Regions from separate parts of the Homo sapiens genome. Here all the other regions are linked to region 1. A link is a contact called in ENCODE Hi-C or POLR2A ChIA-PET data. All regions are on one chromosome and are shown on one strand. Each heading gives the region's core, a stretch centred on a gene start or an enhancer-like site at or near the end of the contact. The rest is flanking DNA. Distances are from core to core; before and after follow the strand shown.

Region 1 (2,871 bases), core at 215-2,714:
TGGAGAAATGGATCACAAACCTCCTGAAAGCTATAGTGCCCCAGGGTAGTCATTTGTCTTTTTTTTTTTTTTTTTTTTTTTTTTTTTGATATGGAGTTTTGCTGTTTTGCCCAGGCTGGAGTGGAGTGGCGCGATCCTCGCTCACTGCAACCTCCGCCTTCCGGTTTCAAGCGATTCTCCGGCCTCAGCCTTCCGAGTAGCCGGGATTTACAGGCACCCGCCACCACCCCTGGCTAATTTTTGTATTTTTAGTAAAGACGGGGTTTCACCATGTTGGCCAGGTTGGTCTCTATCTCTTAACCTCAGGTGATCCACGCACCTCAACCTCCCAAAGTGTTGGGATTACAGGCGTGAGCCACCGCGCCCAACCAGGGTATTCATTCTTACCCAAGACATTCTACAGGGCTGACAGGGGTAAAGCTTCCGGTTTGAGATGGAGACTGAAGGGACCATGATTGTGTAACCACATCCCAAATTGGGAGGAGAGAAGTGTCATGAATTCCTAGAACTGACGGGATTTCAGGAAACCTCAAGAGTGACAGCATCGGAAAATGCAAGAGGTTTTAAAAAAAAAAGAGTGGAAGTTTTGGACAAATAAATGTGAGTTGTGTCTTATACAATCAACAAGTAACTGGTTTGGGAAACTCAATATCCCTAAATAAGGGAGCAGACCACCCCTCATATTGTCTTATGCCCAATTTCTGCCTCAAAGAAAATGTAGGAGTTAAAAGAAAGACAGAAGTGAAATCAGTAGTCAGACAGCCCGGCGATGCATTCCAGGCCTGGTAATTAAAGATCGACCCCTCCTGACCTAACCGGTTATATTATCTATAGATTCCAGACATTGTATGGAAAAGCATTGTGAAAATCCCTGTCCTGTTCTGTTCCGTTCTGATTACCGGTGCACCGGTAATCAGTCACGTACCCCCTGCTTGCTCAATCAATCACGACCCTCTCACGCGGACCCCCTTAGAGTTGTAAGCTCTTAAAAGGGACAGGAATTGCTCACTCGGGGAGCTCCGTTTTTGAGAAGTGAGTCAGCTGACGCTCCCGGCCGAATAAAGCTCCTTCCTTCTTTAACCCGGTGTCTGAGGAGTTTTGTCTGCGGCTTGTCCTGCTAGGTAATAATGGTAAAGGCTGAACATTTCTCATGCTTACCCTGCCTTCATACTTAATAAGGTTGTTGAAAAAAATGAATGAGAGAATGCATTTTAAATGCTCCGTACAGTACTAGTACACAATAAGTGCTCAATACATGCTAGCTGTTATTATTAAAACATTAATTAATAACAGTAGTAACAACAGCCACTGACTTTAAGACACGTTGATCAGTGTTGCCGAAACCGTACATCCGAAGTTGCTCTTCGGCCGCGTTTCGCTGCCCATTGCATTCAGGGGCTTGTAGTCCGGAAGTGAGAGGCTGATTTCTCAGCGCGCAGGCGCAGTGGCGCGGATTCCCGGAAGAACCCGCAGCAGCTCCCAGGATGAACTGGTTGCAGTGGCTGCTGCTGCTGCGGGGGCGCTGAGAGGACACGAGCTCTATGCCTTTCCGGCTGCTCATCCCGCTCGGCCTCCTGTGCGCGCTGCTGCCTCAGCACCATGGTGCGCCAGGTCCCGACGGCTCCGCGCCAGATCCCGCCCACTACAGGTGAACTGTGACCCGCCCTTTCGCAGTTGGGGAATGGGAAGCGTGAACCCGGTCCTTTCCCTTTCCGTCCATCCCAGACCCCGACTTGCTCCGACACAGCCGCTAGGTCCCAGGGAGAAATCAGCTAGTGATTCCCACTTTCCGCCCTGTATCTTGTTCTTCCCCCGCTTGTTTTTGTGTTCTTGCCCCATGCCTGATTTCTCGTCCCCCACCCAGGGAGCGAGTCAAGGCCATGTTCTACCACGCCTACGACAGCTACCTGGAGAATGCCTTTCCCTTCGATGAGCTGCGACCTCTCACCTGTGACGGGCACGACACCTGGGGCAGGTAGTGCGAGCGGAGGGGCAAGGGGCGGCCAGGGTCTGACTCTCTGGGCCTCGGCGGGCGGGTCAGCTGGGGCTGGTGGCTTCATGGTCTCCTCACCGGCACCAGAAAGCTCCCAGCTGAGCTAGAGCCGCGCTCCCCGCAATTCTTACTATCACCTCCAGGATCCACTTAGCCTCTCGCAGTGAAAAAAAAAGTCCTGGATTAGCCGGGTGGGCTGGATCGCTGAGCTCAGCCCCAGCAGTAACAGGCATCAGCTGTGGGGACATAGGCAATTTCTGGAGTAACGAGATACCGTGGAAGGGCTCCAAGAATTAGAAAACCCACCCCTTTCATTATGTAGGTGGGCATTCAGATCCAGGAAGGAGTGTGACACTCCTAAAACTTAAGTCTTTGTAGTTGGTGTGCCCCGTGCCTGAAATACACTCCCCATTTTCCTCCCATCACTGGCTGCTGCTTGTCATTCAGATCTCAGCTCAGTATCTTAATACCCCTACGAGTTAGGTGCCATTATCCCTGTTTTACACACGAATGTGCTAAGGTCGGGAGAAATTAAACTCAAAACTTGTGATGGTTTTTATTTTTTTAAGTTGAAACAAAGTAAATACAAATGGCAAATTCAAGTGGTAAAAGATTATATACAATAAATATCTCCCATACCCTAGAATTCCAACTATTAACTTTCCTTTGTATCTGTCCAGAAATATTCTTGGTTTATACCATTATATATATAGATGTGTGTATGTGTATCTTTTTAAAATGAACTTCTTAAAGGCATAATTTACATATAATAAAATACACTCTTTTTTTTTTTTTTTTTTTTTTGAGATGGAGTTTCGCTCTTGTTACCCAGGCTGGAGTGCAATGGCGTGATCTTGGCTCACTTCAAACTCCGCCTC
Region 2 (2,871 bases), core at 218-2,717, 620 kb before region 1:
TCAGAAGAAAAGCCCGCAGAAGCACAGAGAAAAGTGCCGTGCTGAACAAAGATACGCACTCGCCAGAGGAAGAGGAAATGGGTGCACTGACCAGACTGGGGAAAGCACCTCAAGGGGAGTGTGGCTCCAAAAAGGGAAGGAAACTGAGGAATGAAAATGTCTTGGATGACAGAAAAGCTAAACAGGGTAGGAAGGCATGCTCAAAACCACAGACCACTCGCCACCTGGAAATGAGAGGACTCACAAAAAGGTGTGCCCCCCAAATTTAAGAAGCATCTGGAAAGTGGCTGCACTCTGAGAGTTGTATAACTAAAAGGGGTTCACCTCGTACATTTGGGGGGCACAAGAAACAAATATACTCCCAGATATGAAAATGAGTCTCCTTCAGGAAATAAGGTAGTTTGATTTGGGGAACACGTGAAAAGTGTGTAACCCCAATAATACAGTCTCGGGAGAAGGCAGTGAATTCCCTTATTTGTGAAACTGGAAATAAGTACCCATAAACTTCAAAATTTGGACATTGTTTTCGGCCCAACCTCAGGTTTGAAGGGCTGAGGAAAGGAAGTGGCCCCTAAATGTAAGAAATTCCAGAAGGCATGCTGTCAGATTTGGGACCTGGAAAAGGGGAATTCTTCCTTGGAGTAGAGGGGATACAAGAAAGTATCCCAAAACTTTAGCTAATGGACCCCAGATCTGAGGACCCGATAACAGGGTGAACCTCTAAATTGGAACGGAAATGCAGAATCAAATTGGAGGCCCGAAAAAAGGAATGTGCTCCCACTTTGGGGGCTGACGGAAGAGGGTACGCCCTAAATTTGGGGGGGGGAGGGCTTTTAGAAATTTAGATAAAATTCCAGAGCTAGAGCTTAAGAAAGGGGGTGTGCCGCCCAGTTTTCAAAACTATAGAGAAAAGGGACACTCCCATATTTGGGGTCTTGAGAAAGGAATGTGCTCCCCAGAATAGGATAAAAAAAGCCAATTTTAAAAAACATATTCCCAAAGCGCAAGGCAATAGCAGAGGCTGCTGATGAGGCTCTAGGTGCCCACACAGCTCAGGCTCGGGCCCTAGGGCTTACCCGCACCCCCAACACGGCCCGCTCCGCGCCCCGGGCCCGCACCCCACGGCCCAGCCCCCTCGGGCGGCGCTGATTGGCGGCAGCCGCCGCCACTCTTGCGGGTAGCCCCGGGGATTGGGCACCGCTCGCACGCCCGCCACGCTCTCAGCAGCAGTCCCAGGGCCTCCCTCCAGGCTGGGCGAGCGGGGCCAGGCGGGGAGCGGGGCCGGGCAGGGGACCGAAGCAGCGGTGGCGTCCGTCGCCGTCCCCGCCCGCACGGCGCGCGCGCAGCGCGGGCCCGGCCCAACCCGGCCCGGCCGGCCGGCTTCGCCTGGCCGCGAGCTCACCTCACGGCCCCACTCCGGCTGCGCCGCTCCAGGACCAACCGACAGAAGGACTCTGCGTGCTCTGCACCACGTGACCCCCGGGACGCGCCCAGCGTATGCCCCGCCCCCCACACACACGCATCATCGCCACCACCGAGTGACGTAAGGTCCCAGCTGCCCCGCCCCCTGCCCCGTCTGCCCGATCACTGTGGCAACGGCCTGCGCAGGCCACGCCCACTACCCTGACGCGCGGGAAACAGGCCCGCGCCCTAGCAGGAACACGAAGTCCCCACTCACTCGTAATCACTGAGATCACCGAAGCCGGGGAATGGACGCTATCCATCACCCGTTAATTTTGCCACCTAAATGCGTCTCAAAGCTTCCCATTTCTCCATCGAAGCGACCACCATCTCTCTCCAAGATGAAGATGGTTTCCACCCTATTACTCTTCGCCGTTCTAATCCATTCTTCGTACACCGGCAGAGAGGTCTTTTCAAAACGCCATCCCCTGCTCAAAGCTCGTTTCCCTCCCTACTCCGGATTAAGATCTAACTCTTCACCTAGACTATCTACCAGGCTCTTCAAAGTCTGGACCTGACCTGCTGCTTTCTTATCCTCACGAATCCAGCTCCCCCACATTCTCAGTGTCCTTCAACTCCGCTAACAATCCAGGTTCTTCTCATCTCAGAGCCTTTGCACTCATTTCTCCCCCACTTTATCATTAACTCCTAGAAAGGTTTCCAATTGCTGCTAAGGATAAGGAGCTGTATTTTCTCTGGGGACGAAGGTCGGAGTTGAAGCCACCCCAAAAGAATATGAGACCAGGAGCAGTGGCTCACGCCTGTAATCCCAACACTATGAGAGGCTGAGGTGGGTAGATCACTTGAGCTCAGGAGTTCGAGACCAGCCTGGGCAACATAGCTAGACCCCCGTCTCTCCAAGAAATACAACAATTAGCCAGGCGTGAACGTGCGCACCTGTGGTCCCAGCTCAACCTTCTGAGTAGCTGGGACTGCAGGCCCATGCCACCATGCCTAGCTAATTTTTTTTTTTTTTTGAGACACGGTCTCACTGTGTCACCCAGGCTGGAGTGCAGTGGCGCAGTCTCGGCTCCTCATAACCTCCACCTCCTAGGCCCAAGCAATTCTCCCACCTCAGTCTCCCAGATAGCTGGAACCACAGGTGTGCACCTGGCTAATTTTTGCATTTTTTTGTAGAGACGCAGTTTCACGATGTTGCCCAGGCTGGTCTTGAATTCCTGGGCTCAAGCAGTCCACCCACCTCAGCCTCCCAGAGTGCTGGAATTAACACCGTACTTGGCCACTTTTTTTTTTTTTTTTTGAGATAGAGTCTCGCTCTGTAGCCCAGACGGGAGTGCAGTGGTGCGATCTTGGCTCACTGCAACCTCTGCCTCCCGGGTTCAAGCAATTCTTTGCCTCAGCCTCCCAAGTAGCTGGGATTACAGGCGCACGCCGCCACGCCCAGCTAAT
Region 3 (2,871 bases), core at 230-2,729, 590 kb before region 1:
GGAGTATTCTAACTACAAAATAACTGTTATTAATAATCCTCTAAGATAAATCCTAACCTGTGTGTAAAGTTAACCTGAGAGGCAAAACCACTTAACATCTATATTTGCTCTAAATAATTTTGTTTAGCAGAAACAGAAGTTAGCTGTTTTGAAGATCAAATATTTACCAGGCGTTTTACAGACATTATATCATTTAATCTTCACTATAGCCCTTCTGAGCCTTCATTCATTAATTTACTGAGGGTCCACTTGGGCAGACATGCCCTGCTAACCTCTAAAAATTCAGTACTGAGCATTACCTGCCTTCCTCAGTCTCAAGTAGCTTAGACTAGCTACTAAGTACGTCCTCTTTTAAATCAGGAAATGAAAGATCCCCTCTGAGAGGTTAATTTGCTTGTCCAAGGTCACACAGTGTTGCAGCAGCTAGTTACACTAATCAAGGCGTCTCATTTCCAATCTTTTCTGCCCTCAATCATTAGACTGTTAAGATTAGAGGGTAAGATTTTTGCTTTGAAGACTTCTTTCCAGTTTTTTTTCCCAGCATCTAGGAGGAAACCTCACACAGTACTGACCAAAGAACAAATGGCTAATTCATACTCTAATTACCTGGCATCTAGAAGACTTCAGGGGAGAGGAGCCAGGTCCCAGGGGGAAGGGGGCCTTTTTTTTTTTGTTGGGGGGGTGTCTTATTTTTTCACCAAATCGTCCAGTAATATTCAGGAAGGGGAACATTTTTGAAGGAACGGTAGCAACCCTGACACAAGAGCTGATTAAATTCGGGGCACAAAACTGATCCCATGCCAAGGGAAGCAAGAGTTTATTTTTTCCACCTTTTTTTTGCTTTTCTCCACTATTTCCAAGGTTGTTTCAAAGCTCGACAGTGGAGGCCGCGCCATTGGCTCCAAATGACAGGGAAATCTATTTTTATTATCTCCCCCTCTCCCCCTACCCCTAAAGATCTCTTCTTCTGGCCTTCTGATACACTTTTCCACTTCCTCTCCACCCTCAGCGGATAATCTGAATATGGCCGTTTTATCCTATCGCCATAAGGACTAGGTTGCCTTATGGCGACCTTGACAGCCATCTGTGTGGGAGGCCGGAGCGGGGGCGATCGGCTGTGCCGGAGGAATCTTCAGATGGCCGTGAGGAGGCGCCACGAGGGGGAGGTGACCGCTGAGCTCCACTCAGCGAAGAGCTCTCTGAAAGATTGACAGGCAGCCTACCAACTGTCTTTGCCCTAGAGACCCGCTCTGTCTCGCGAGATTTGGGTGCTTACGCGGAGGGGGAGTGAAAGGCGCCTCACTGAATGGGGGATGGGAATATCTGTGGCGCAATCATTGCGCGAGATTGGGCTACGGTCGCCGGAGCCATACTTAGGTCTCGCGATACTTCGGCCGCTCAAATTTGGAGCTTGGGGCAGCTTCTCGCGAGAGCCCGTGCTGAGGGCTCTGTGAGGCCCCGTGTGTTTGTGTGTGTGTATGTGTGCTGGTGAATGTGAGTACAGGGAAGCAGCGGCCGCCATTTCAGGGAGCTTGTCGACGCTGTCGCAGGGGTGGATCCTGAGCTGCCGAAGCCGCCGTCCTGCTCTCCCGCGTGGGCTTCTCTAATTCCATTGTTTTTTTTAGATTCTCTCGGGCCTAGCCGTCCTTGGAACCCGATATTCGGGCTGGGCGGTTCCGCGGCCTGGGCCTAGGGGCTTAACAGTAGCAACAGAAGCGGCGGCGGCGGCAGCAGCAGCAGCAGCAGCAGCAATCTCTTCCCGAACACGAGCACCACAGGCGCCCGAAGGCCGGAACAGGTACGGGGCGTTGCGGACCCGCGTATTATCTCAGCTTTCTCGAGGTTTGGCTCCATTTTGGGCTGAGGGGCGCTTTTGGAGGTCTTTAGCGACCGGGGTGGGGGGTGGTTTTCGAGAAATCGGCCCTGTTTCAGTGACCGCGCCCTTATTTTCCAGTCGGGTATAGTCTGGATTCTTGGGGCGGTAGGGACCCCCGAGAGGCCGCGGTAGAATGGTGACCTGTCTCCTTCGAGGCCTGGGCCGGCCGCGACCTCCCAACATGGCGCCAGTTGAACGCTGCCTTGGCTCATAACCCCTCCCAATGGAGGGAGTTTCTCTTTGCCCCTAAAATGGCAGCGCGGGTTTTTGCCCGGAAAGAGGCGCTCTCGTTCGGGTCTCCCAGTTTCTGTTTTTGGAGTTGACAGCAGAGTTTTAAATATTGGATATTGAAGTCTTCATTTTCGTGTGTTTCGTGTAAGAGGCGTTTTGGATTTACTTACGTAAGCCAAACCTGGTTAAAGTGCATGTCACTTTAGTCATTAATTGTAGGGCTTTTGGAGGTTTTTCTTAAGTTTTCGAGTGTGTCGGCTGAGAAGAAAAATTCAGTCGATTTGAAAAACGTTTACCAGGCCGGGCGCGGTGGCTCACGCCTGTAATCCCAGCAGTTTGGGAGGCAGAGGCAGGCGGATCACTTGAGGTTAGGAGTTCGAGACCAACCTCATCAACATGGTGAAACCCCGTCTCTACCAAAAATACAAAAATTAGCCGGGCGTGGTGGCAGGCGCCTGTGATCCCAGCTATTCGGGAGGTGAGGTGGTAGGATCGCTGGAACCTGGGAGGCGGAGCTTGCAGTGAGCCGAGATCGCGCTACTGCACTTCAGCCTGGGCAACTAGAGCGAAACTCCGTCTCAAAAAAAAAAAAAAAAAAAAAGAAAAATGTTTACTCACGGAATCGTCTTGTTCTTTTCCTAGGCGTTTAGAGAAAATGTTAGACGATATAGGCAACAAGAGTGAAACTTGTTTCACATTGTAAGAGAAATGTTTACTCAAGAAATTGTCTTGTTCTCTTCCTAGGCGTTTAGAGAAAATGGCAG
Region 4 (2,871 bases), core at 189-2,688, 520 kb before region 1:
GATTACAGGCGTAAGCCACCACGCCCAGCCAGAGAATAGCTTTTTCTATAATAAAATAATACTATAGTGAAGCCGTGGAGGGGTCACGATGGATTTAATTTTTTTTTTTTTTTTGAGACGGAATCTTGCTCTGTCGCCTAGGCTGGAGTGCTATGGCGTTATCTTGGCTCACTGTAACCGCCACCTCCCGGATTCAGGCGATTCTCCTGCCTCAGCCACCCTGGTAGCTGGGACCACAGGCGCCAGCCAGCACGCCCAGCTAATGTTTGTATTTTTAGTAGAGACGAGGTTTCGCCATGTTGGCCATGCTGGTCTTGAACCCCTGACCTCAGGTAATCCGCCCGCCTCGGCTTCCCAAAATGCTGGGATTACAGGCGTGAGCCACTGCGCCCTGCCCTAGATTAAAACTCTTTTTTTGTTTTTTTTTCTGAGACGAAGTTTCGCTTTTGTCATCCAGGGTGGAGTGCAATGGCGCCATCTGGGCTCACTGCAACCTCCACCTCCCGGGTTCAAGCGATTCTCCTGCCTCAGCCTCCCAAGTAGCTGGGACCACAAGCACCGCCACCACACCCAGCTAGTTTTTGTATTTTTAGTAGAGGCTGGGTTTTGCCTTGTTGGCCAGACCGGTCTCGAACTCCTGACCTCATGATCCGCCCTTCTCGGACTCCCAAAGTGCTGGGATTATAGGCGTGAGCCACCGCGCTCGGCCTGTATAAACTTTTTTTTTTTTTTTTTTTTTTTTTGAGATGGAGTCTTGCTCTTTCGCCCAGGCCGGAGTGCAGTGGCGCAATCTCGGCTCACTGCAAGCTCCGCCTCCCAGGTTCACGCTATTCTCCTGCCTCAGCCTCCCGAGTAGCTGGGACTACAGGTGCCCGCCACCACGCCCGGCTAATTTTTTGTATTTTTTAGAAGAGACGGGGTTTCACCGTGTTAGCCAGGATGGTCTCGATCTCCCGACCTCGTGATCCGCCCGCCTCGGCCTCCCAAAGTGCTGGGATTACAGGCGTGAGCCACCGCGCCCGGCCCCCGGCCTGTATAAACTCTTAAATGGGAAAAAAGAATCAGGTTTTGGCTGTTTTGTCAGGATATAATAACTAGCCACCACGTTGTGGTCCATTTAATCCTCAAAAAACTTAGAGGTAAGCACAATTCGCTCCTTCCGCGGAAACTGGAAGACGTGAAGCAATTTGCACAGTCTTGCAGTGAAGGGCCAAGCTAGACACTCATACCCAGCCCACCCGCCAGGGCCACTAGCCCAAGGTCGGTCCTGTGCGCCAACAGTCGCAAGCAGGGACTGAATATCCCCCTCTTAGCACAAAACCCAGTAACTTCCGGGAGATCGCCCGAGACCGTCAGCGCGCTTGCGCGGCCCCTTGACGTCAACCACGCCGTTCCTCCCCCTTCTGGAACGCGGAGCCGCTGAGCGGGCCGACGGCCATTTTGTGAAGCGGCGAAGGAGGTGGTGGCTGCGTTGGGCTCCGGGAAGCCGTTCGGGCTGGGGCTGTCGGCCGCGGGGCGGAGGCACTCGCGCGGGGGGTAATTCGGGGTCTGGGTTCTGGTGCCGCGCAGCTTTCCCCGGTAAGACTCCCGCAGCCCCTGAACGGGTGGGGCTGTGCGGGGCTCGTGGTGCCCCTTGGTGGCCCGGGGCGGGGCCTTCGGAGGCCTTCGAGCCCGCGGCAACTAGCGCCCCACACAAAGGGTCGAGGCAGGGCTGCAGGGGGAGTGGGATGCCACTTAGGCCTCTGAGATCTGAGAGGATGCAAGGAGGACGCAAGAGGATGAGCCTGCGTACCGAAGTGGGGACGAGGCCATAGCGAGGACTCCCCCGTGGTCTGAGAGGGGGCAGGCCAGAGCTGGCTGGCTCAGCGGCCTGCGAGCTAACGGGGACTGCAGTAAAAACACGCCTACATCCCGAGTACGGAGGATTTCTTGTCTCCCCCAGTGAAGCAGAGGTTATAACTACATCTCTGTGCCTGGAGGTGGGGAGATAATCGTAGTGAGGACACTCCTTCAACCCGAAATGGAAAGGAGGCCTTTGTGGCCTACCAGCAAAAGGGGACCCAGGTCACACCTGTGGGGAGGAAGCTGTAGTCGGTACACTCCTGTGAGTTCAGAAAGGAAGTGTCACAACCGGCCGCCTTCGTGGCCTGAAGGTGGAGGGGTTTGCAGTGAAATGCCTCCGAGGTCCATTGCTGGGGAGGGGCTTTACTCGAGGGTGTAGCAGTTTTGAGAAGCCGGCGTCTGAAGCTAGGAGGTGAGGGGGTGGGGTGAGTACGCCTCCTGAGGCTCTGAGAATTGTAGTAAGATGCCAGGCCTTTGGTCCCCCAGTAGGGAAGGGGCTGCTGTGAGCAGCACATTTACGGCTCCCTCGGGAGAGGATCCTGTGGCATTTCAGGAGGACGAGATCCAGTGGGCTGCGGAGGGTGGGTGCTTTTGATGGAGAGTTAATTGAGTTTCTCTGAAGCTTGGCTGCATTAGTTTGCAGCCACGTGAATTGGGTGGTGGGAGGGACTTTGAGGATCTACAGGTTAGTGACGGGGTTGGACGCCAGTGCAGCAGGCTTAGCTGCTAGGTTGTAAACGTACGGGCTTTTTGTGTGCCTCCAACGTGTGCTTTATAGTGACAAATCTGAGGGGCTCTTGTGAGGGTTACTCAGTATTAAGTGCTAAACATTTACTCATCTGCGTGGTGTCATGCTGAGAATTGCAGACTTTAAGAGATTTCTGGGCCCTAAAACCCTCCTTGGCTCCAGGATTCTCAGAGATAACCTAATATAAATTGAAGAAGTTGGTAGGGACCGTTTTATATTATTCAATAATAGAGTCAGTATAACCCACTGGAAAAAAGTGTGATGGCAACTGAAGGTTTGTT

The links. Hi-C counts contacts between places; a loop is a spot of excess contacts on that map. ChIA-PET counts read pairs that join two places held with the same protein, here RNA polymerase II (POLR2A). Pooled maps may share reads with other maps.
Region 2: a pooled map shows a loop between it and region 1 (11-fold over the local background). The contact joins the promoter of PHF20 here to the promoter of EDEM2 in region 1. A Hi-C loop is called at or near these places in 1 of 37 single-sample maps with no recorded cell type and 6 of 50 pooled maps. POLR2A ChIA-PET finds 5 or more read pairs at or near these places in 1 of 52 experiments (activated CD4-positive, alpha-beta T cell).
Region 3: a map with no recorded cell type shows a loop between it and region 1 (16-fold over the local background). The contact joins the promoter of RBM39 here to the promoter of EDEM2 in region 1. A Hi-C loop is called at or near these places in 2 of 37 single-sample maps with no recorded cell type and 7 of 50 pooled maps. POLR2A ChIA-PET finds 5 or more read pairs at or near these places in 3 of 52 experiments (AG04449, activated CD4-positive, alpha-beta memory T cell and naive thymus-derived CD8-positive, alpha-beta T cell).
Region 4: a pooled map shows a loop between it and region 1 (9-fold over the local background). The contact joins the promoter of CPNE1 here to the promoter of EDEM2 in region 1. A Hi-C loop is called at or near these places in 7 of 50 pooled maps. POLR2A ChIA-PET finds 5 or more read pairs at or near these places in 2 of 52 experiments (CD4-positive, alpha-beta T cell and CD4-positive, alpha-beta memory T cell).

Annotation. Positions count from the first base shown.
Region 1 is chr20:35,145,929-35,148,799 of GRCh38, reverse strand. It overlaps EDEM2 (ER degradation enhancing alpha-mannosidase like protein 2), which reads left to right and starts at 1,464. Exons shown (of 11, transcript NM_018217.3): 1 at 1,464-1,648; 2 at 1,865-1,975. The coding sequence starts at 1,542. MMP24-AS1-EDEM2 (MMP24-AS1-EDEM2 readthrough) reads left to right here. Exons shown (of 15, transcript NM_001355008.2): 6 at 1,865-1,975. The coding sequence starts at 1,881. RefSeq lists enhancers at 1,301-1,430, 1,679-2,282.
Region 2 is chr20:35,770,611-35,773,481 of GRCh38, reverse strand. PHF20 (PHD finger protein 20) reads right to left here and starts at 1,467. Exons shown (of 18, transcript NM_016436.5): 1 at 1,403-1,467. RefSeq lists silencers at 1-15, 1,020-1,399.
Region 3 is chr20:35,740,868-35,743,738 of GRCh38, reverse strand. RBM39 (RNA binding motif protein 39) reads left to right here and starts at 1,479. Exons shown (of 17, transcript NM_184234.3): 1 at 1,479-1,798; 2 at 2,852-2,871. The coding sequence starts at 2,865. RefSeq lists enhancers at 1,040-1,139, 1,310-1,529, 891-1,576, 1,590-1,739 and a silencer at 2,000-2,099.
Region 4 is chr20:35,663,467-35,666,337 of GRCh38, reverse strand. CPNE1 (copine 1) reads left to right here and starts at 1,438. Exons shown (of 16, transcript NM_152925.3): 1 at 1,438-1,578. It overlaps RBM12 (RNA binding motif protein 12), which reads left to right and starts at 1,438. Exons shown (of 3, transcript NM_006047.6): 1 at 1,438-1,578. RefSeq lists enhancers at 1,470-1,519, 1,101-1,605, 1,790-1,899, 2,220-2,269, 2,110-2,615 and 1 more and a silencer at 1,577-1,871.